Regions from separate parts of the Mus musculus genome. Here all the other regions are linked to region 1. The links are chromatin loops, found by intact Hi-C in ENCODE. Cell type or tissue: heart. All regions are shown on one strand.

Evidence for each region. Peaks named below come from ENCODE experiments on the same cell type or tissue, not always from the same donor. Only the 100,000 strongest peaks of a DNase experiment are listed, where the experiment ranks them.
Region 2: it touches region 1 in a loop (6-fold over the local background); 32 of 42 quality-filtered maps call a loop at or near these places.
Region 3: a loop joins it to region 1, with 3 times the contacts of the local background. A loop is called at or near these places in 11 of 42 quality-filtered maps.

What each region holds. Positions count from the first base shown.
Region 1 is chr14:40,975,772-40,983,771 of GRCm38, forward strand. Gm31839 (a long non-coding RNA gene) reads left to right here. Exons shown (of 3, transcript XR_874532.1): 2 at 1,763-1,819; 3 at 3,768-5,579. Among named protein-coding and RNA genes, the nearest start is that of Gm31839, 5.4 kb to the left of the region's middle. In heart, a CTCF peak has its summit at 3,397 (motif pointing right); a DNase peak (open chromatin) is centred at 3,410; H3K27ac peaks cover 597 bases.
Region 2 is chr14:41,028,986-41,036,985 of GRCm38, forward strand. No RefSeq gene overlaps it. Among named protein-coding and RNA genes, the nearest start is that of Prxl2a, 19 kb to the left of the region's middle. In heart, a CTCF peak has its summit at 4,565 (motif pointing left); a DNase peak (open chromatin) is centred at 4,596; H3K27ac peaks cover 299 bases.
Region 3 is chr14:40,787,638-40,795,637 of GRCm38, forward strand. No RefSeq gene overlaps it. Among named protein-coding and RNA genes, the nearest start is that of Sh2d4b, 100 kb to the right of the region's middle. In heart, CTCF peaks have their summits at 1,652 (motif pointing left) and 4,197 (motif pointing left); no DNase peak of the experiment used is centred here.

The DNA of each region.
Region 1 (8,000 bases):
AGAATGGGCTGTAGCAAACACATTCTGACGGCAGGTCTCCTCATACTTCGTGACCCAGGGCCAACATCTTCCAGGTAATGGCTGCATAAATAAGACCTAGAGTTTGAATTCGGTAACTCACTTTGAATTGTGGTGGAAGAAGGAAGCAATCCAGCCAGACTCTGCTCCAGTCACCACCATTGCCTCCTATCTATATCCACTCACAGGCTGTTGGGGCAACGTTACAAAGCCTCATTTCCCAGCAGCTTATAAGGTCAGTGAGGCCTTGTAGCCTCATTTCTTTCTCCACCGCCTCCTGCCTCCCTTCCTTCCTGCACACCCACCTCTGGAACAGTTTGCTTCCTGAATGCTTGGTCTCCTCACATGCTGTCACCTTTCTGTGTTCCCTGTGCCCAGGTCTCGGGGAGGTAGGAAGCCTTCTGGAACAGCCCCACAGCAAGGGCTGTGTCTAGCACTGTCCCATGTCACCCACTCCCCATTGCTGGTCTCTGTTTTTACTACCCCAGCAGTTTCTGGCTACATTCTCACTCAAGATCATGCCAGATTTGCCCATTGCTTCCTAGGTGGGTCATTGGTCTCTGGTCCCTGCTCTTAGGGGGATCTATCCCATAATCAGCCACCAAACCCAGACACTATTTCATATGCCAGAAAGATTTTGCTGAATGGCCCTTGGTATAGCTGTCTCGTATGAGGCTATGCCAGTGCCTGGCAAACACAGAAGTGGATGCTCACAGTCATCTATAGGATGGAGCACAGGGCCCCAATGGAGGAGCTAGAGAAAGTACCCAAGGAGCTGAAGGGATCTGCCACCCTATACGTAGAACAACAATATGAACTACCCATGGGGGTACCTATGAGGTACCCCCAGAGCTCGTATCTCTAGCTGCATATGTAGCAGAAGATGGCCTAGTCAGCCATCACTGGGAAGAGAGGCCCCTTGGTATTGCAAACTTTATATGCCCCAGTACAGGGGAATGCCAGGGCCAAGAAGTGGGAGTGGGTGGGGAGGGGAGCAGGGCAGGGGGAGGGTATAGGGAACTTTCTGGATAGCATTTGAAATGTATATAAAGAGAATATCTAATTTTAAAAAGGCCTCTTAAAATATATGCTGGTCACTCGGGCCAGCCAGCAGCATATGTGTTCCTTCTTGGACAAACTGTTCTTGTTAGGGGTGAGGGGCAGGAATCAAATTGTAGCCCAGGCTGGCCTCAAACTTGTATCAATCTATTGCTTGAGTGACCCAAGAGCTACAATTATAGGTAGGAGTCACTACTTCCATCATTACAGTTCCATTCACTGTAACCAGAGTGAAGAACGTGTAACAGAACCGTGTGTGTGTGTGTGTGTGTGTGTGTGTGTGTGTATGTGTGTATGTGTGTGTGTGCGTGCGCGGGCGTGCATGCAGGCTAGAGGTCAACATTCAGTGTCTTCCTCAATTGCTGTCAACTGTATTCCACTGTATTCCATTCTTTGAGACATGGTCTCTGGTGGTCTGAATGAGATGCACTGCAGAGTCTCCAGCTATTGAACCTGTGTTCCCCAGTTGGTGGAGCAGTTTGGGCAGGTGTAAGAGGTGTGGCCTTGCTGGAGGAAGTATACCATAGCTTGGGCCTTAAAAAGCCAAACAGAGAGTGTTTGATTACTTCTATAACAGCTGTGTTGCTATCGCTCTGGCGGGCACCACCCTGCCAGGTCAGACATCACTGTATCTCATGGGATCCATGGCTGGGTAAGACTGACAATTACCTTTCTCCTCTGATAGTGTGCAGTGTACATTCCGGCACTATGAAAGCTAAGCAGTTGGGGATGAAGCTCCCAGGTCAGTACCGGATTGATGTCTCTGCATTCTGTGACTCAAGTGTATGGTGTCTTCAGCAACAGGGTCTTATTGTCAAGTTCTGGTCTGACTTGAAGTTTGGTCAAGATTGTCAAGAGCAAGGACAATAGTCTGTAATGCCTGGGAGGTGGGGAGGGTCTTTGGGATGCCACTGGCCAAAATCTCCAAAGGAAGCTCCCTACTCCTGGACCTGGACATCTTATTTGCTGGCCTATAGTACATAGCAGAGGAATGGGTCATTAGTTTTATAAACACATGGCACAAAATTGGGAGAGTAGAGGAAACTGGGGAATTAAAGGGGAAAGTTGGGGATGGATATAATCAAAATACCTTGTATGAAATTCTCAAAGAATTCTAAACTTATAGAAGAGAAAAGAGAAATGAAATTATCAAATTTGCAGCTAAACGGATGGGGCTGGAAAGAGTCATCCTGAGTGAGGGAACTTGGATGCAGAAAGACAAAATATTACATGTTTGTGATATGAATGCAGACCTTGAATTTTTTAATATGTGTGTTTCATTTGGAATAATCTCAGAGATCAGGAAGCTAGTAAGGGGTCATAGGGTGTCTTTCAGGGGACACGAGACAGCATGCAGTGATATAACAGGGAAAATGTGAATCATGGAACAGGAAAGGTTTAATGGAGTCAAGGTGGGCGTCAGGGTAGAGGAGGGCATTCAGAGACAGTTAATTAATATTAAGTACATTTCAATATGGAAACCTACTACTGGAGAAGCATCCTAAAATATATACATATACATAAATAAGAAGATTGAATAGAGTTACCCTGTGACAGGACATTCAGTGATTGACTTTAAGAACTGTTGTTTGAGTTTAGTGGCTTGAATTTCATAAAAGGAATCATTAGATGGGTTTTGGCTTGTGTCTAGGACAGTATTTTCAGCAACTGCTCAAATGGCCCTCAGCATTGATGACTATAAAGTAACAATGTGGATCAGCTTTGAAAAGCATCAAAGATGTTCACTGTCCTACAGCCAAGATTTAGAACTTTACATAAAAACAAACCAGCATACCATCCCATCAGTGCTCTAGTTGCTCTTCAGAATGTAGTAATAGTGTTTACATGCACCCTTGGGTGCTGGTGTGGTGGTGAGAGGACAATGTTAGGAGCTGATCTTTTGTTTGTTTGTTTTTTGTTTTTCTAGAGGAGCTGATTTTTAACTCACCCCCTCCCCGCCCCCACAGGCCCGTGTCTTTCTTGTTCCTACCATACTTCATCCTCCAGACTAGCTGACCCATGAGCTCTGAAGGGTCTCCAGATTCCCATCTCCCATCTTGCTATACCAGTGCTGGGTTAAGATGTTCATTATTGTATCCGGCTTTTTATATGGGTTCTTGGGATCAAACTCAAGTCATCAGGGTTGTATGGAAAACACTTTTGCCTAGTAAACCATTGAGCCAGCTACCAATTTTGGTTTTTTATGCGGCAATTTACCTGGGGTCTTGTAAAATAGTTCCAGTAAAAGGCTACAAATGTAGAGAAGCAGCCCTGACACTGAAGAACATGGACAGTCTAAGTGGGTGGGGCTTAGCTGTACCCAGTAGAGGGCAGTGATGGACAACACATGGGTATATCTATCCGGCCTGTCTCTCCTGCTCCTAGGATTGCTAATGGCAAGGCATAACAAAGCCTATTCAGCACTGTGCATACCAGCACTGTAAGCAGATTTGGTGAGTCCGTTGATACAATCTTGCAATGATTATGCTGTTATTTTCAACATTTAAAGGTGCTTGGGACATTTATAAGACTCTAAGTCATTACCGGGCAGATGATTGCATTTCATGTTTAAGAGGTTGGGGATATCTATTGAGTTAAAAGTATAAAATCCTGATTTATTAATTGTAGAAGTAATTTGTGGATATCTAGAGGGCTGTGAACTGTTTCTTTTTTCTCTCATTGGAGGTTAGACAAAATGTGGAGGTAGCGAGTCACTCGGTGTGCACAGAACCCCATGGACACCCTTTGAGGATGCTGGAAGACTGACTGAGGAGAAGAGCATCATTTCTATGATCTCTCCACAACCCAGTGGGGCAGGGTATCAGATGTCCTCTTGCACAAGGGCCTCCTAGGCCCCACCCATACACCCCAGAAGTTTGCCTCAAGGTTCCCTTGATCCACAAAAGCTGGAAAAGGAACAAAAGTCAGATAAGGAGAGTCTGGCCTCTGCCTGGCAGAGACTTAAAAGACTCCCAGCTCAAAGGGCAAGTGGTGCCCTTTGCCTTAGGAGCTGTCTGTGCCTCAGTTTCCACACCCTCTCTCAGTGCCCCTGCCCTGCCTGAAGAACTGCAGCATTCCCCACCTCTATTCTGCTCGAGCTGCATGTGTGGCAGGCACCTGGAAGCAGAACCAGCCTCCTGTCTCTCTAATGAGTTAAAGCTAAGCATGGTCTGGAAGAGTGGCCAGGGCCAGCTGGATCTGCCAGCTCAGGAAGCCTGGCTCTCCCAGGCCCTTATCTGGATTTGTGTTCTTTTCCAGCCCTCTGCTCATGCTGCCCACAGGGTTTTTCAGGCTCCTCAAACCATATGGATTTTCCAGTTCATGTGGCCTGTGTTTCACACCACATCTATCTATAACCCTCTTTGAGGGGGCTGAAGGAAAACAAGCAAATTCCTCATCAGTGAACCAGGCAGCAGGTTTACTAAGCACATAATTTGCTAGTATTTGCTTTGTTCAAAATGTGTGGCTAGTTAATACATCCATATGGAAAAAGTTATAAATGTACAAAAGCATATTAAGTGAAACATTCTTCTCCCACCCATGTCCCCAACTACTACAGCCTTGTCCTGGAGACAAATGCTATTACCAGGTTTTCATGTATTTTTTTTTCTGTGCATATATCAGGGCATACACAGTTGGTTTCACTTGAAATTCATTCTTTGGGGAGGAAGAAGGGGGAGAAGAGATAAGTTATAACCACTGAAGTATACAAGGCCAAAGCCATTTATGAGAAAGGCTACATTTCTGGGCTTGGGTGTGAAGCTTAGACACACTGGTACCAGAAAGAGATTAACAGAAATAGGACAAAAGAAGGAAGAGACGAGAAGAGGAAAGAAGGAAGGATAGATTTTCTTGCTATTCTTGCAGTTAACTTTGCCCTTGAGTTTTGACCAGTAGGCTGAGAGCAAAAGTGAAATATACAATTTCCAAGTTGGGTCTTGAGGGGAAAAGGTATATTCTGGTGAACTATGGGGATCTTTCAGACAGAAGACATAAACTTAGGATGGTGTAGTAACAGTACAAAAAAAAAAAAAATCTACTCCCTGACCTTCTCAGCCTGAATTGCTTATGTGCAGATTTTTACACATGAGAGAAATAAATAACATTCTTGTTTCACCCTACCTAACAATATATAGGTAGATGGAGACAAATTGCATCGAATTCTGTATACTTCAGCTTTTAATATACCAACTGGCCTTGTCAACATGGTTTGTATTACAAATACCTTATAGGCCTGATGTGGTTGGATCCCATTTATGCCTATAGTTCCAGCTATTTAGAAAGAGGGAGAAGGCGGATTACCTGTGTCCAAGAGTTCATGGTCAACTTGAGAAACATAGCAAGATCTTGTCTCAAAACCAAGCCCCAAATATACTGATATATTATATATGATATACTCACTAAGCACACTAAACACTTTTTGCCTTCGCTGAGCATGGTGGCATATGCCTTCAATCGCAGCACTTAGGAGGTAGAGGTAGGCAGATCTCTGTGAGTTTGAGGCTAGCCTAGTTTACATAGTGAGTTCCAAGACATCAACGGTTGTGTGGAGAGATTCTGTCTCAGAAACAAAACAAAACAAGCAAAAAACTTTACTTTTAATTATTTCATAGCAATATGTTATTTGGCATCAAATAACATATTGGAGTTTTGTGTTATACATACATACAAACAATCACAATACATACATACACAATACATACATACTGACCAATTTATTAACATGTAATAATTATGAATAAAACTAGGTAGATTTATACTTAAGATTCAATTTTATTTCCTGTTCTCTTAAGTTCTTCTCATATCTCTGCCCAGTTGATTGAGTTGTTAGCCAAAACAAAACAAAAACCAAAAATACAAACTTTTATTTTTTGAAGCAGTTTTAGGTTCACAATAAAACTTAGTGGAAGGAATAATAGACTTCTCTATGTATCCCCAACCTCATATCTGCGCAGCTTCCCCCATTATCAATATCCTGTAAATAGGTTTGTTACAGTTGATGACCCTCTATTGGCAGATAAAAAACACCAATGTAAGGAGCCCCAAGTCAATAGGAGACCTTGTCTCAAAAGAGGTAGATGGTGTTTTTAAGGATGACACCTTTAGTTGTCCTCTGTTGGGGACATGTGTGTGTGCGTACACACACACACACACAAAAACACACACACACAGTCACACCTGCATGAACATACACACACAAAGTATTATTTTTTTAAAGATTTATTATATGAGTACACTGTAGCTGTCTTCAGACACACCAGAAGAGGGCATTGGATCCCATTTATGATGGTTGTGACCCACCATGTGGTTGCTGGGAATTGAACTCAGGACCTCTGGAAGAACAGTCTGTGCTCTTAACTGTTAAGCTCTCTCTCCAACCCATACACAAAGTATTTTAAAATACATGCATATATAAATACATATATTCATTTCACTAGTGTTGAGTTTTAAGAATTATGTAAGAGTATTTAAAGACTGAAATAATCTTTAAAAGTTTTTAAATTGATAACCATGTCTATTAACAGGATGTATGTATGTTTGAACTATCTCCCTCTTCTAGAAATAATCAAACTAATTAACACATTTATCATATTATAGGAAGTCAGATTTTTGCTTTGCTGTGTTGTTGCTGTTTTGAAACAGATCTGTGAAGCCCCCGCTGGCCTAGAACTCTGTCTATACCAGCCATGCCTGTAAGTTATGGCCATTCGAATCTCCTGCCTTTGCTGTCTCACCACTAAGATGATAGATATGAACCATATGCAGCAGAAGCCGTGGCTTTTAAAGTGTAATTTTATTTTGATAAACATCAATCTCACAAACAACTTCTACTGTCTTGACCTTTAAAACTTAACACTTCTACGAAAAAAGTGAAAGACAAGGTAGCCTATATCACACACCACATATTATGAAATTAGCTGCATTTTAACATACTGTAAAAGTACATTGCAATAAGCATTCACTTACTAGGAGGAGCCAGTGTACCTACAACAGACACATGGACATATTGTAAAACTATTCATGTTTCATGTCAACATACATTTAAGAATATATTCAAAACATATATTCTCATCAGTGTTAGATATGACGTTGTGAATGTTAAATTACACTCATCATTGGTTTCTTATAACCTCAATCTAGAAGTTGAAAAACACAAGGAATGGAATACTAAATAGCCACACATGCTACAGTTTGTATGCAGGAATATATAATAAAAAGGGATGCCAAAAAGAGTTCCTTTCAGAGATGGCTTCTGAAGCTTCAAATATTATCTTATCTGAAAAGTTGGAGCTTTTCATGTTTCAAGATAAATGATACATTTTACTCTATCTCCACAATCTAAAAACCAAAAACAAAAAACAAAACAAAACAAAAAAAAAACCCCATAGACTTTTAGGTAATTAATTACTGGCAGTCACGAAGAGATTAATCCCAACAGTTCAATAAAAACAGCCTGGTTCTGAAGGACATAGTAGAGTCTCCTTAGCTTCTGAGAGACCATTATTTTAAAAATTTTTATTTATTACTGTTATTGTTGTTGTTGTTGTTGTTAGTGTATGTGTGTGTGTTCTGTGGACAAGTATAGGTCAGGGGACAACTGTGTGGAGTCGGTTCTCTCCTTCCATGTTTATATAACTGTGTGGAGTCGGTTCTCTCCTTCCATGTTTATATGGATTTGGGGATTGAACTCAGGTCACCATGCTTCTGTGGCAGGTGTTTTTACCCTCTGAGCCATCTCACAAGCGCCTGTTTTGTGTCACTAGACAGTGTCTCATGGTGTGGCCAGTTTGGACTTGAACTCAAAAACCTTATTGCCTCGGGCTGGCGAGATGGCTCGGTGGGTAATAATAGCACTGACTACTCTTCTGACACTCTGAGTTCAAATCCCAGCAACCATGTGGTGGTTCACAACTACCTGTAAT
Region 2 (8,000 bases), 53 kb after region 1:
TTTGGGCAGTAACCCATTTTCTCTTTGCTATTTCTCCTTTTTAAGAATGGGTTGTCAACTATTGTCCTATGGCCATATTCTAGAAGCCATTTGTCAATCCCTTTTCTTCTTTCTCCTATCCTCTGCTGCCTCACCCTTCTCTCTCCTTCCCTCCCTTCCCCTTTTTCCTTCCTTCCTTCCTTCCTTCCTTCCTTCCTTCCTTCCTTCCTCCCTCCCTCCCTCCCTCCCTCCCTCCCTCCCTTCCTTCCTTCCTTCCTTCCTTCCTTCCTCTCTCTCTCTCTCTCTCTCTCTCTCTCTCTCTCAACTTTTTTGAGGCAGGGTCTCGGTGCCTAGCCCAGGCTGGTCTGGAACTCATGATCTTCTTTCTGTGTCTCCTGAGTGCCAGGATTTCAGGAGTGTGCCCTGACACTGGCAATTTTGTTCCTGTAATCAGCTCAGATTGGAGAGAACTTTCCCAAGAGGTGAGTGTCACGTTAACCTCATCAGAGCTCATTCAGATGGAACTTTGCACTTTGAACTTCTCAGTTGGTGTTAGAACTTTGAACTTTGGAGCAGTTTGTATAGAACAAGTGCATACAGGAAGGGTTTGGATGGGAGGTTAGAGTGGAAAGTTACTGTTTCAATGTACGCCCTCAAACTCACGTTAGAATATTGTTGCTAGATGAGACTTTTAAACTTAACTTTAAAAATTTTTTTGAAAATTCAATTATATCATTTCCCCTTCACTTTCCTCCCTCCAAACCTCCCACCCACGCACCTCTCCCCCATTGCTCTCTTCCAAATTCATGGTTGCTTTTTTAAAAAATTGGTGTTAAGACCTGTATATATGTGTATGTGTATGTGTGTGTGTGTGATATACATTACAACACATAAATAATACATATGTGCATACATACATACATATTGTTTAAAACACATAAATACAACCTGCTCAGACAGTATTTCATTACTTGTTTTCAGGACTGATCATTTGGAACTGGATGGCCAGTTTTCTCTGTGTAAGAAGATTTCTCTGACTCTTGCTTTGCTTAGTTGCTTGTAATTCTTTGTGGAGGGTTGGGGCCTACTAATCTTTCCCCCATCCACATTGGCATACCCATTGCGCCTTAGCTGAGACATTTAAGATGCGATGAAATTAGGAAGGCTGAGCTCTCATGAATGAACACTGCTCATCAAGAGTAGCTTCAAGTAACTTTGTCATTGCAGGAGTGGGCTCTGATGAAAAAAAAAAATGTTTGCCTGCCCCCGTCCCCAAACACACATTTTCTAGCTCTTTTGTTCTCACTAGGACAGGAGGCAGCGGGAATGGCTTTACCAGAGGCAGGCAGGCTCCTTGACCCTGGACTTTTTAGACTTCAGAATTCTCAAAAATTACTCTTTGGCCTTGGCAAACTACCCTGTTTCAGGGATTCTACAAATAATACAACATGCAGTAAGATCCAAATAGAAAAACAGCCAGAAGTAGAGTAGAACTTCTCTCTCTCTCTCTCTCTCTCTCTCTCTCTCAGTAACAACTCAAATAGGAAGAAGTTAGTACATATACAATCACCTAGGCAGCACTATCAATCAATCGGATTTTTTAATGTTTATAAAATATTTCACTCAATAACAACAAAATGCATTCTTTTAAAATTTTTCAATTGAATTAAATTTGACCTAAAGCAGCCTCCATATGTATCAAACATTAAGAAAGGAACTGTAATGAACCATACCACATTGCATTCTTATGACAGATAACAGTCTTGACCAACCATAACAGCCAAGCTTTCTGCCAACCTCATCTACACACTTCTCAGACACATTCAAATGAGATGAATGCTAAGATCAATCCAATTAGACTATTTGTGAGTGTCTAGAAGATAGTGATGAAGGAAAGCAAAAACAACTGGAATTAGTGGGAGCTAGTCTATACTCACGGATTAGAAGACTCGGTGTAGCTAATATGCCAATTGTTTCCAACTCGAATTATAGACGGAACAAAATCTCAGTAAAATCCTAGCATGGTATTTTGTAGAGGTCAACAAGCTCAATTTAAAGTTTATGTGAAACGTAAAGAATTTAAATGACTAGTTTAGTCATAAGTGTTGATACACTCTCAAAACTTTTTTTGAGATCGCATCTCAAAACTTCCTAGACATTTGCATTGCTTAGAACTGAGGCACAACAGCTGTGCATATGCACAGTCCAGTGGAGCAGAAAACAGTCTACAAATAGAGACAAGCAAGTACAGACAACAGATCTTTGACAAACGCACAAAGGTGACTCATAGGAGAAAGGACAGTCTTTCCAATGAATGGTGCCAGAATAATCAGACGAACACATGAAATAAAAAAGAATCAAAAGTTGATTCAAAATGAATCATAGACCTGGCCATGGGCTGAATGTAGTTGGTTGCCTCATGGGTTATGAGCTGAAAACTTGGTCCTTAACGTAACAGAAGTGGGAGGTGATCAGGTCATGAAAGTACCACTCCCAAACTGATTAATGTCTGTCGCTAAGAAATGGGTTGGTAATCAAGAGAAATGGAGCTGTGACAATTTTCTCCTTGTGGGAGAGGGGGCTAGGCAATGTCTGCATTCCTTCCTTGTAAGGCCCCAGTGATAAACCACAGTTAGATTCCACCAAACTTCCTCCTGGAAACCAGTGAGTTTATTGGGCCTACTTACAAAGCATGAGTGAAGGTTTACTGTCAGGAGTTTGTTGACCCCAAGGCAGCCATGTTGGAAAAGCTTTCCCGATAGCCTCATAGCTGAGGCCTTCTTCCTGAAGACCCCTCAAAAAGTCTACTATAGCCTCTCCCCAGAGACTCAGAGGCCATATGCAATTAGGGCAGATGACTGGGTGGAGAGTCCAGATGGATATTCAAGTGAGGCTCAAATGACTCTCCCATTCTCTCCTTCTATGAGGGATAGTCAGCAGTCTACAAGCTGGCACAGACCAGCTTAAAGTTGGTGGCAGTTTGTGCAGAGGACAGTGCTGTACAACAGCTGGTTAGTTCAAGATATATCATTGTCTTCTGTCTTTGGCCTGCTCTTTTTTTTTTTTTTTTTTTTTTTTTTTTTTTTTTTTACAACAGCCATGTTGTAATTCATGTAGCATGATGCCCTTGTTAGAAGCCAGGATCACGGCACTCTTTTAACTTCCATCTCTGCTTTCAAAATCAAGCACCAAAACTACCAACCATCCAACCATCCAACCATCCAACCAACCAACCAACCAACCATCCAACCAACCAACCAACTAACCATCCAATCAACCATCCAACCAACCAACCAACCAACCAACCAACCAACCAACCAACCAACCATCCAACCAACCAACCAACCAACCAACCAACCAACCAACCATCCAACCAACCAACCAACCAACCAACCAACCAACCAACCAACCAATCAGACAACAACAAAAACCTCCATAAATTTCGATAAATTATGCAGCCTTATGCATTTTTGTTATAGAAATAGAAAAGGGATTCAGACAGAACCAAACATAAAATAATATGACTTCTTCCTCATGGGCCTCTGTTTCCTTTATAGTCCTTCTACTCATTATCTTTCTTTGCAGTTACAAATAAAGCAGATTTAAGGAGTAGTTGAACTTGATAGGTGCTCAGTAAACAATCACTGCTATTTATGAGTTGTTCGTTGCTTTGCAGTCTTGCAAATTATTGACACCTATATAAGCCAAAGCAGGGCTTTTTTTCGCCCCAGAAAATTGTATGCTAATTAAATTTCCATGAAAAAAAAAACACAAAAGGAAACTTTTTATTTAGGCCTTTAAAAGTACTTTATTCTTTGTGATTTCATACATGTATACAATACATTTTGATCATATTTATTCTCCAGTCCCCTGTGACTCTTCTAAGCCCCATCCCACATGTGATGTCTACTTCTGTTTTGGTTTGTTTTAGTAGTCCACTGAGTCCAGTTTGTGCTGTGCCTACACTCATGAGTGTGGGATCGATCATCCGCCAGAGCCCTTAGCCCTAAAGAAGGCTGATTCTCCCTCTCCTAGAAGCTATGACTGTCAGTAGCACTTAGCTAGGGCTTCTTCCTCAACGCTGGAACATATAGGCTTCTCTTGACTTCTGGCTCTTACTGCTTTCTACCCTTTCTCTTGAGTTGATCCTTGGGATATGTGTGAGTGTGTGTGTGTGCGTGCGCGCAGACTGGTTTGCGAAGTGGTTAAAAGATCTATTTCCATGAGATAGAAAGAATGAGTTCAAGAGATCTACTGTCCAGCATGCAAACTATAGTTAATCAGGTATGCATATAAGAAAATCACTAAGGAAGAGCAATAATGAATATGCTAATTATTTCTATATTTAGCCATTCCACAATGTATACATATTTCAAGTCATTATGTTGTACACTATAAATATATGTAGGTTTTGTTAAGTGAAGAAGCCAAACCAAACCAACCAAACAAACAATAACAACAACAAAAACTAACCAACCAAACAAAGAAAACCCACCACCACCACCAAAAAAAAAAAAAAAAAAAAATTCCTAGTTGCGGCAGAGGCAAGTTAAAGTCATGAAGCACTGCTGCCACCCTGTGGCTATATAACGTAAAGCAGCTGGTCTCTCATCCACAGAGAAAGTACTGGAAGGGGGGAGGGGGAGGGGCACTGGCTACTTGTAACTACAAGAACTGTCTTAAAATTACGTGAGTCCAAGAATGATGGTAAGAACTGTGGTATCATCAGAAGCTTGGGAATTCTTGGTGACCCAGGCATGTCCTTCACAGAACATTTAAGTGTCAGAGAAGCCGAGGATGAGGGCATTTCAGTGGGTTCTTTCACTGTTTAAGTGGATAAAAAAAGAACGGAAGAACGTGACAGAGAATCACATCTCCCTCCCACAGCCTAGCTTTCCCATTACACTGTGGGTAGAACGACTTTAGAAAGCTCCCAAAGGCCTGCTGAACCCCAGATAAGGACCAGCAAGTTCAAAAGTCCAAAGAGAACAAATCACACAGTGAAATATTAATACATTTGCCCTGCCCCGGGGAGGAAGAGGTTCCTAGGACTAGCAGATCCCTCACAATCCAAACAGCCTGAGAGTAATACAGAAAGGGATGCCGTCAGAGAAGTTACTCCATGATTGTCAGGTGCTGGGGCCTTCTCTTTTGTTATAAAGAGAGAGACAACATGACTAAGGCAAGTTACAGAAGAAAGAGTTTATTAGGGCTTTACAGTACAGAGGGTAAGACCATGACCATCATAGCAGGGAGCGTGGGGACAGGCAGACAGATGTGGCACTGTGGTAGTAGCTGAGAGCTCATTCACAATTCTGAGACAGAAGCAGGGAGGAAAGAAGGGAAAGAGGAAGGGAGGAGAGACAGAGAGAGAGAGGAGGAGGAGGAGGAGGAGGAGGAGAGAGAGAGAGAGAGAGAGAGAGAGAGAGAGAGAGAGAGAGAGAGAGAGAGAGAGAGAGAGAGAGACTGAGTGAGCTTGGTGTGGGCTTCTGAAACCGCAAAGCCTGAACCCAGAGACTCACTTCCTTCAACAAGGCCATACATCCAAGTCCTTCCTAAATACTGCCATCAACTTGGGACCAAACATTCAAACATAACGACCATTCTCGTCCAAACTACCACACCATGCAAGTCACAACAAAGCTAAACTATAAATAGGATTCCACAGTGGTGAAAATGAAGACACAAAGTTGCTCATTTGCATATTAACAAGGTTTGCTTAAAATTATTTACTGCAAATGAAATTTTTGTGTATATGTTTTGAGTTTTATAAAGGGCTCAGAATCATGCTAGAGAATTTGAAGCAACATAGAAAAGCATAATAAAACACAAATTTAGTAGTAATCCTATCACTCAAAGGGCCATCTTTCTACACAGTTCTTTACACATACATTTAAATATATATGTACACATGCATATACATACAAGCATGTATATATAAACACATGAATGCATACATGCATGTACACACACGTGCTCACCCTTAGACGATGCATTTGTTAGGACAACTAACTTACTACATTATCACTCTTTCAACTACATAATATCCATAGTGGGATAGTTCAATAATGAATTTTGTTCAATCTAATTATATACCTGAAATATTTTAGAAAGGTGAGTACCATATCAAAATAATTTTTTATATAATCCCTTCTCTTACGGTTAAGTCCTCATCTGTGCCTTTTTATCTTGTTCTGTGAGGTTGCTTAAGGAAATGTTCAGATCTTTTAAGAAAATTCTAGATGCTAGTCAGATCTATACATCAGAATCTGGTGTATAAAGCAAGATTCTGGAGTTTAATCCACTAATTATGAAACCTGAAATGTTTACAGGAGATGGTCCTCAGGCCAGTAGCACCTCCTCACTTGCGGCTCTTGGCTCTATGCTGCCCCCTCGTGGTAAAAAGAGGTAACTGGAGCTGTTCTTAGCCACCTCCTCCAGTTAAGCCTGATTTTTTCCTTCTCCCTCGGGTATTTGAAAGAAAAGGAATTGTTTGATGACAAAACTTTCTGAGGAGACTCAACACACATCTACGCACACCAGATAGGGAACCCACAACAGACCCAAGTACAGATACCAGCAATGTCCAACTTGGTGAACTAATGAGTTTTACTGGTGTTACTTACAGGACTATGGGTGAGAGGCATGACTTATAGGAGCAGAAATGACTCAAAGGTAGATGTATCACACAAGCCTACCCCAGCACAGGTGACAGCTCAAAAGCCTAAAACCTTGAGCACACTGCACAGCCTATAGGCAGCTCAACAGGTCAGAGCGTGTTCTTTCCAGTTGGTCTAAGTCTCTTCTTGGTAGCTCAGCTTCGTTTTGCTTTTTCCAGACAGCTGGTATGGTCTCAGCATCTTCTTTGCAGCTTGGATTATCTGAGGGTCTTCTATTGTAGCCCAGCTTCTGCTCATCTGAGAGGGACTCTCAGTTTTTATTGTTACTCTGGCAGGGAGGGACCTAGTGAAGTCAGTTTCATGGACTTCCTGAGCTATTTTCAGTTATTTACCTTTCCGTTTCAGGAGCTTTCTGCAGGTTGGAATATTTCAGTCTCAGAAGGAACTGTTATACAACAGGGCTTTATTTAAATGCCGAACCCAATGAAATAAAGTTTTCAAGAAGATAACCCAATCCATTTTCTCTCTCACTGCCTTCCATATCTGCTCCCTCCCACCACCATACATATAAGGTTTTTATTTTATTTTATTTTATTTGCAGTTCCTCATTCCAGTTCCTGATAGATATTTAAATTATCTCAGTCCACAGATGAGGCTATTTTGGTGAATAACCTTGTGCATATATCTTGATGTATAAATGTATTAATCAGGGTTCCCTAGAGTAACAAAACTTAAAGGATGAATCTCTCTCTCTCTCTCTCCATATATATATAATATGTCATATTATATACATATCATATATATTATATACATCATATATATATATATATATATATATATATATATATATATTATTAGAATAACCTACCCAGCAATGGCTGCATATGAATGAGTGGAAGGTCCGAGAATCCAGTTGTTCACAAGGCTGGATGATTCAACTGGTCTTCAGGATACACTGGAATCTCAAAGAAGGAGGCTCTAATGCCAGTGAAGGAATGGGCTTGCTAGTGAGGGCAAGAGCAAGCAGGCAAAGAGCAGGGCTTCCTTCTTCCATGTCCTTTATATAGGCTACCCCCAGAAGGTATGGCCCAGATTAGAAGTGGGTCTCCCCACTTTCCCACCTCAGATGATTTAATTAAGCAAAAATCCCTTAAAAGTGTGCCCAGATAGTTTTGGGTTTTAGTTAATCCCAGTTAAAGTAAACTCTTCCTTCTCCAATTTGCTTTTGTTATAACAAAGAGAAATAGAACACCCTTGCTCTGAGGTGCTCCCCTTTTTGGAATGGGCAGGCACTAATTTCTTTGCCTCTCCATCATGAGTTGGTCATTGCTCCATACTATTAGATCCCCTTTCTCTTCCTCTAGAGAACCCTGACTAACTTACTCGATTGTCTGGCTTTTC
Region 3 (8,000 bases), 190 kb before region 1:
ACTCTAGCTGCATATGTATCAAAAGATGGCCTAGTCAGCCATCACTGGAAAGAGAGGCCCATTGGACACGCAAACTTTATATGCCCCAGTACAGGGGAACGCCAGGGCCAAAAAGGTGGAGTGGGTGGGTAGCGGAGTGGGGGTGGGTGGGTATGGGGGACTTTTGGTATAGCATTGGAAATGTAAATGAGCTAAATACCTAATAAAAAATGGAAAAAAAGAGACCCAATTTGCATATTGTACCTTCCTTTCACATTTCTTTTAATCTAAAAGTTCCTGCCACAAGACACATGCACACACACATATTTACACACACACACATGTATACAAATACACATGCACATAACAACCACACACACATGCAAACACCCACACATACACACATACTTACAATACCAACCCATACATGCACATACATGCATGCACCTAAGCATATACATGTACACAATACCAATATGCGCGCACACACATGCACGCACACACACACACATATGTGCAGTCTTATTTGTATGTCACTTACTACCTGAAAAACTTGGGTCATTGGCCCTATAAAGTTGTTAAAGTAAATTAAAAGAGAGAGCAAAGCCAAAGAGTGTCTAACTAGCAAAGCTAATCATCCCTACTAGAGTTCATCTTTAAAACTGCCTCCAAAGGCTAAAGGGTAAATACTACCCCCCTACCCAGTGTGGAAGCATTGGAAAATGGATGAACCTTTGTGAGATAAGGACTAGCAGGAAACCTTAGAGTTATTTGGGATGTGTCCTGGAAAGGCATGGTGAGGCTGATTTCTTCTCATTTTCCTTTCACATCCATTCCTAGGGGACAGGTAGTATTTTGTCATGCTCTCTAGACCGGACATGCTCCAGCACGACTATCAGAGACATCTAAAAGCTCTAAATCCCAGCCACTATAAGCCTTTTCCTATGCAGTTAATTATCTCTGTTATTTGTTACCATGCTGGAGAGATGACTAACATACTCCCCAAAGCAACTTTAACTGCTTGATTTGCATGTGCAAGCAAAGTCTTGGACTATTTCTTGTAAATCCCTATTAGAGAAAACAGAACTTGAGCCCAATCAATCAGAATCCGTTAGCAAAGGTATAATTAACTAAGAATAGTCCAGTGGGCTAGACAGACATGCCAGCTGTGGAATGTGACCAATCAGCTACTTCCTTCACTTCACATCCATGTTTGCCCTACAAAAACACCCTTTGGATTTTCACTGTAGAGCTCCTGAATGGCTTCTGGTTGGAGAAATTGCATTCTCTCAACCAACCTTACTCTGCATCTGACTTGATACATCCTCATAAGGGAGCCCAGTTCGAAAATCAGGGGAAGAACAGGGGCAGAAAATCAGCACCAGCCAGAGGTCATACCTAGCTGATCCATGCTTCTCTGAATGAATAAACCTTCACTTTAGAAGTGAAAGGGAAACGCACAGTTTACCTGTTCCAACCCCACTTGAGAATATTCCAGGGGTCAGGATTATGGTGGGGAAAGTAGTCATTAAAACAAAGAACACAAGTAACACTGGTTGATGTTTTTTAATCAGCTCAGGAGAAGTGGGAAAAATGTATGCTGTGAAAGCTTACCCATCATCCTTACTAGGGTCCTCTAGAGCCTTGCTCGGCCTTTGCTCATAGCTTGTGCTGCCCCCTGCAGTTCAGAGTCCTTGTGCAGCAATGGACAGCCCTGCTTTAGACAGAGCTAGAAGACAAAGGAGATGCAGTGGGAATAGTACCCGCATAATAATACACAATAGACTCTGGCTCCTGTGACGACCTGTTGTGGCTGTAAAGGGCTACCAGTTCTGTCTCCCTAGGAGCATGCTCATGTGTAGCTGCCCCCAGAATTCAATGAGGGTGGGGGCTGAAGGAATCAGAAGGTTTGAAACACATGATGTTTACCTCAGGGAAATCCTTCAAGTTATAAAATATATACAATTAATGGCAGCAGCCAGAATTTTCTCTGACCTTTAGTTGAAATGGGAGTTCTTTCAAGAATTTACTCAATAATACAGACCATAGAGTTACAGACACACCATGGTTGTGCTCTGTTGGTGGGACCAGGATGAAACACAGTGGTGCAGGTTTAGTATTTGAAGAGCACTCTTTCACAATGCTAGCAACACCGAGACTCTATTTGAAAACCTACAGTTTCCAAATCCCAGCTATCAAAATAAGACAGGCAGAAATGGGGATCAACATTAAAGAAGGAGCAAGCTGACCTTTTTGAATCCTTTGTATGAAAACATTGTTCAATGGCAATTAATATGGAAAGATCACCAAAGCATATGAATTCCAAAAGAGAAATGTAGAAAGATGGAGACCCAGACGTGGTGTAGTGGCACACACCTTTAATCCCAACATTTGGGGGGCGTGGCAAGGACAAGTGGATCTCTGGGAGTTGGAGACAGCCTTGTTCACATAGTAAGTTCTAGGACAGCCAGAGCTACAGAGAACCTGTCTCAGAACTAGCAGAAAAGAAAGATGGAAATCCTATAGGAATGTGTTAGGCAGTTATTTAGTAAAGGTATCATTTATGCACCAGAATTTTGGGGTTTAGGGAATTCTTTTGGATGTTTTATTTCATGATTTTCTTTTCTGTTTTATATACTCACTCTTTTGTATCTTTGTCTGAGTGTTCATGTGTGTACACATGTGTGTGCATCGGTGCATGTGTGAGGGTTCGTATCAGATGTCTTCCTCAACTGTTCTCCGTGTTATTTTTGAGACATGGTCTGTCATTGGCCTGAAGCCATCCATTTCCACTAGGCTGCCATGCCAGTGAGCTCCAGTGACCCTCCTGTCTCCACTTTCCCATTGCTACAATTACATGCATATGCTGTTTCACACCATTTGGGGGGTTGTTTATTTGTTTGCTTGTCTTTTTAAACTTGGGTACTGGACATCAAACTCATATCCTCATGATGTACAAGTACTTCTTGACTGAGCCATCTTTGTGCCCCCCATATTCACTTTTATATACATTATAAAGTTAGAAATAATGCAAGTCATTAACTAGATGAGTTTGGGCATGGTGATCTGTGCACAGTGTAACAAAGGGATTTCCTTAATTTTGACTTATTGGAATGTTGCTCCTTAACATTATATTATGACCTTGCATTCTTGATTTCTCAAAGGCAGGATACGAACCCAGGACCCAAAGTTCTGATGGAATAAGCAGCAAAGTAAGCATTAGTAGCCAGGCCCCATGCTGCCTTTCCTCCTGAGCCTGAGGACAAGCTACAAGACTGCAGCTCAGCAGCGGTGCACCATGTTTGGTTTGGTTTTCTGCTGAAACTATTTACACCACTTCCTAGGAAACACAGACATTGACAAAAATCCCCTTTCCTCTTTGCCATAGTGCTACAAAGCCCCCATAGTGACGTTTTGGTGGTGGTGGTGGTGGTGGTGGTTGAGTGTTTGTTTTGGTTTTGATTTTTTGTTGTTGTTTTTACTTATTCATTTTACATCCCGTTCACTGCCCCCTCACTGACACCCCCTCTCACAATACTTCTTCCACCCACCCGCTCCTTTTCTCCTCTGAATGGGTGGAGGATCTCCTGGGTATGCCCTCCACCCTGACACTTCAATTCTCTGTTTCCTCTCCCACTGAGGCCAGACAAAGCAGCTCAGCTAGTAGAACACAATGCACCAACCCGCAACAGCTTTTGGGATGGTCCCCATTCCAATTGTTCAGGATTCGCATGAAGGTCAAGCTGTACATCTGCTACATATGAGCAGGGAGCCCTAGGTCCACCCCATGTATGTTCTTTGGTTGGTGGTTCAGACTCTTAGAGCCCCAAGGGTCCAGGTTAGTTGACTTTGTTGCTCTTCCTATGGAGTTCCTATCCCCTTCAGGACCTGCAATCCTTATTCCTATTCTTCCATAAGAGTTACCAAGCTCTATCCACTGTTTGTCTGTGGGTGTCTGCATCTGTCTGAGTCAGCTGTTGGGTGAATCTTGCAGAGGACAACATACTCCTGTCTGCAAGCATAACAGAATATCATTAATAGTATTAGGGATTGGTGCTTGTCAGTGGAATGGGTCTCAAATTGGACCAGTGACATTTTTAATCCATGTATTGCACCCTCCCTGTGACCCAGGTCTGAGCTTTCTGCCTTTGCTGCTATAAGGAGATCTCCATAGATGCTGGGAGAGATTCCACCAGTGCCACCTTCTGGCCACATAAAGTATCACAGGTCTGGCAGTTTCTGTGGTCTGTGATGAATATCTAAGAAAACTGGGAGAATTCTCCACCAGGAGAACTTAGAACAGGCATGCTCAGTGGCAATCAAGATTGAATCAAGACCTCGAAAAAAAAGAAATTGAGATAATGTAACTCAGACCAGTGCATTGAAATTCTGTATGCCCAAGCATCACTTGGAATCCTTGTTAAGATGCAGATGCCCATCAACTAGTAGGGTACAACCTGGAATCCTGAATTTCTCACAAGCTCCTAGGTGGTGCTACCCATAAGGGATTATATTCTGAGTAGCAAACAATCGATGTGGAAGTACACAGACTTCAGTACCAAATCCAAATGCTTAAGTGTCAATATTTTTATTTACCAGCTATGAAAACCCATCAAAAGGATCTCCATCCTTGAACTCTATATATTTAAAACAAGCATATCAACATGTACTTCACTGTGCTCTTGTGTGGCATGTAGAGATGACACGTAAACATCTCTGGTGCTTCTGGCACATAGTGATCAGGCAGGTAGCCCTTATCACCGCACTGATTTCAATCCAGGAGGTTAGTGTCTTCAACAATTTGCAGCCTACACACAGTATAGCTAAAGGGTTCTCATTTACACGGCGATGTAAATCACAGCATCTCGAAGTTATGGATGTCATAGTTTCATTTACGAGCCCCCTTGCTGCCAAGGTCAGACCCACCTACATCTGTAAACCCAAGGCTCACAGTCAGTTCACTTAATCGTGGTCTCGGTCGACCCTGATGAATGTGTTTGTTCTCTCATAGCCAAGCTGGAAAGACACAAAAGAACTAAGATTGATGCCTCATGGCCACACTGGAGGTGAGCTGTATTTCACATGTACTCTGAGCAGACACCAGAACGTGACCCGCAGGTAAAATGTCCTGTGATCACAAAGGGGGAAACATGGTGCTGTACAGCGCAGAGGGGCTATGTTCACATTCTGGAATCATCTCTCTGTAACCCAGCAATTTTCCCAGGTTATTGTAGCCTCAGTTTCCTCATCTGTAATGCAGCATAGTGATTACAGTGTGTATGTCTGCATAGAATACGTAGAAATTCATGGGAAGAATCTCTGGAGAGATGGTCCAGGGGTTAAGAGAACTGTCTGCTCTTCCAGAGGACCTGAGTTCAATTCCCAGCAAACCACATAATGGCTCACAACCATCTGCAATGAGATCTGATGCCCTCTTCTGTTGTGCATGAGAACAGAGTTCTCATAAATACAAAAGAAATATCTATATCCTTAAATTTACAAAAAAGAAAAAAGAGAACGTGTAGAGAAGCTCAAAAGTTGTCATTCTTTTTCTTGGTGTCTCTTAAATAAGAAAGGTTAGAATTTAAGACACGCTGACGCTCTTCTTTGCTGTCAGCTCTGGACATTAGAAGCAGAAGCTGATATATAAATGTCCATTTAAAAATGAAACAGATGGCAACTTGTTCTATCATTAAAGACTTTAGGTCATGAAGGGTAGAAGATCTGTCTCCTTATCTGAGCTGTATCCTGAGACAGAGTAACTGGAAGTCCCTCTAGACCCCTCCACCCTGGCTTCTGGCCAGGTAGGTCTAACTTATTCCTGGCCCTGTCTTTATTAAACCCAAACTCCTTCTGCTTCATAAGCATTCACACACATCTAGACCTGACCACATGGCCATCTCTTTCCTTTGTTTTTCTTCAGTGTCCCACAAACTTGTGACCAGAGCTCAGATTGCAGAAGATGATAGGACCACCAGAAGGCTGCAGAAATATCTATACAAGTGTGTAGTGTATTAGCTATTTGTCTTATTGCTGCAACAACACACATGACAAAAGATGCAGAGTCTCTGTGACCTCCACAGCCAGCAGAGCGATGATCTACAGGAGGCGAGAAGGAAGCTTGATTCAACATGAGTCAGTAGCCAGAGTTGGCTCATACTTCTGTGGTCTGACTCCAACTATTTGTATTTTTGGTATTTTAAGCACAACACAATTTGGTGAAAACTTTCTAGTGATAGTTAACTCAATCCTGTATGTACAATAAAGCATACATAAATCACTTTGAGGAATAAAGTAAACTAGATAAAAATTGAGCATGACTACACTGAAGCTCTTTGTAAATGACATGTGGCACCTTCCATAATGATGAGTTCTATAGATTGACTGCATGTGACAGCTTCTATAGAGATAGGTACTACCGACTGGGTGAAAAAAACAAGCTTATGATAAGGGCCTGAGGAAGGGTATACTGTGATCTTCTGCCACACAGATAGTGCAAAAGTCACCAGGTTAGACTTCATCCAGAACCTGCCTTCTGGGCAGATAGCAGGTATTGTATTCCTTCCTTGGGGGAACAACTCTGTGTGCTAACATGCCAGGTTCCCCAAGTGCTTATCTATGAGCACAAAGACTACCATGCCTGCTACAAAAAGCAACTGACGGAAGGCTCACAGTTTGAAGATATTGCCCATCATGGTAGACAAGGCTAAACAGCGGGAGCTTGCAGCAACTGGTCACATAGTACCCTGGGGTAGCAGAGGAATAGCAATCAGCTCGGGTTTACCTTTTTGTTCAGTGTATAGTCAACGGGATTGTATCACCCAATTGAGGGTAGATACTGCGACCTCAACTAACCTAACCTACAAGCCTCTTTAAAAGCATACTCACAGGACCAGGCAGTGGTGGTGCATGCCTTTAATCCCAGCACTTGGGAGGCAGAGGCAGGCAGATTTCTGAGTTTGAGGCCAGCCTGGTCTACAGAGTGAGTTCCAGGATAGCCAGGACTACACAGAGAAATCCTGTCTTGGAAAACCAAAAGAAAAAAGAAAAAAAGATACTCATATTTTAATTTTTCAATTCCATCAAGTTGGCAAGATTATCTGTCAAAGATAAAAATCATGAAAAACAGAATCACAGCTAAGATTTCAGGACAAAGCAGCCCAGAGATCACACCTCTGCCCCCACATTCAGCTACACTAGTAGCCACATGAAGCCTTTAGCATATGGACCACCACAAGTCATACATACACACAAGCAAACATACAGCCCTAGAAACTACCCATAGAACCCTAAACCTGCATCGTCATGTTTTGCACTGTCTTCACCAGCATCTTATGACTACCTTATAAAGACTTTGCAAAATCTGACCTTCAGAGAAGAATCGTTCATGATTGATTTGTAAAGTATTCCCAGGGCAGACCTGTAAGCAAGAAGGAAAGGGGAACAGAAGAAGGCATAGCCAGTGAGGGACAGATCCCAGACAAGAGGGCAGAAGACAGCTTCAGGGTGGCACATTCCACTTCAAAGAAACTCTGGAGGGTAACTATAGACAGTTCTGCAGATCAGAAGTGGCCCAACTCAAGGCAACTAACTTCGATTCCATAGCCCATAGTCAGCATGACTTGATAGGCAGTGTGGTTAGGGATGAAGGGTGGAAACATTAAGTCCAACTGCCCGAAGACCAGTCCTTGGAGGAAGAGCAGCAGGTGTGAACTGCTGACAGCCAGAAATTGGCAGCAGTGTTGCTAAAAGAGGTTTGGGGGAGGGCAGAGCTCTTACACAATGGCCTCATGTGGACCCTGGAGACCCACCAATGCTGCCGGCAGCTGACTGGTCCCTGTATTCCCAGCACCCAGAACAGGGTAGGAGGTTTACAAAATTGCAGGAAATGTCCAGCAACAGAGAAACTAGACACTGGCCAGACAGTACACAGATCTATAGACTGTAAAATGAAGCAATAGTCCCAAACAAGAAGAATATAGGCAAAGGGCAGGGGCTTCCATCCCTGATTTATACTGACT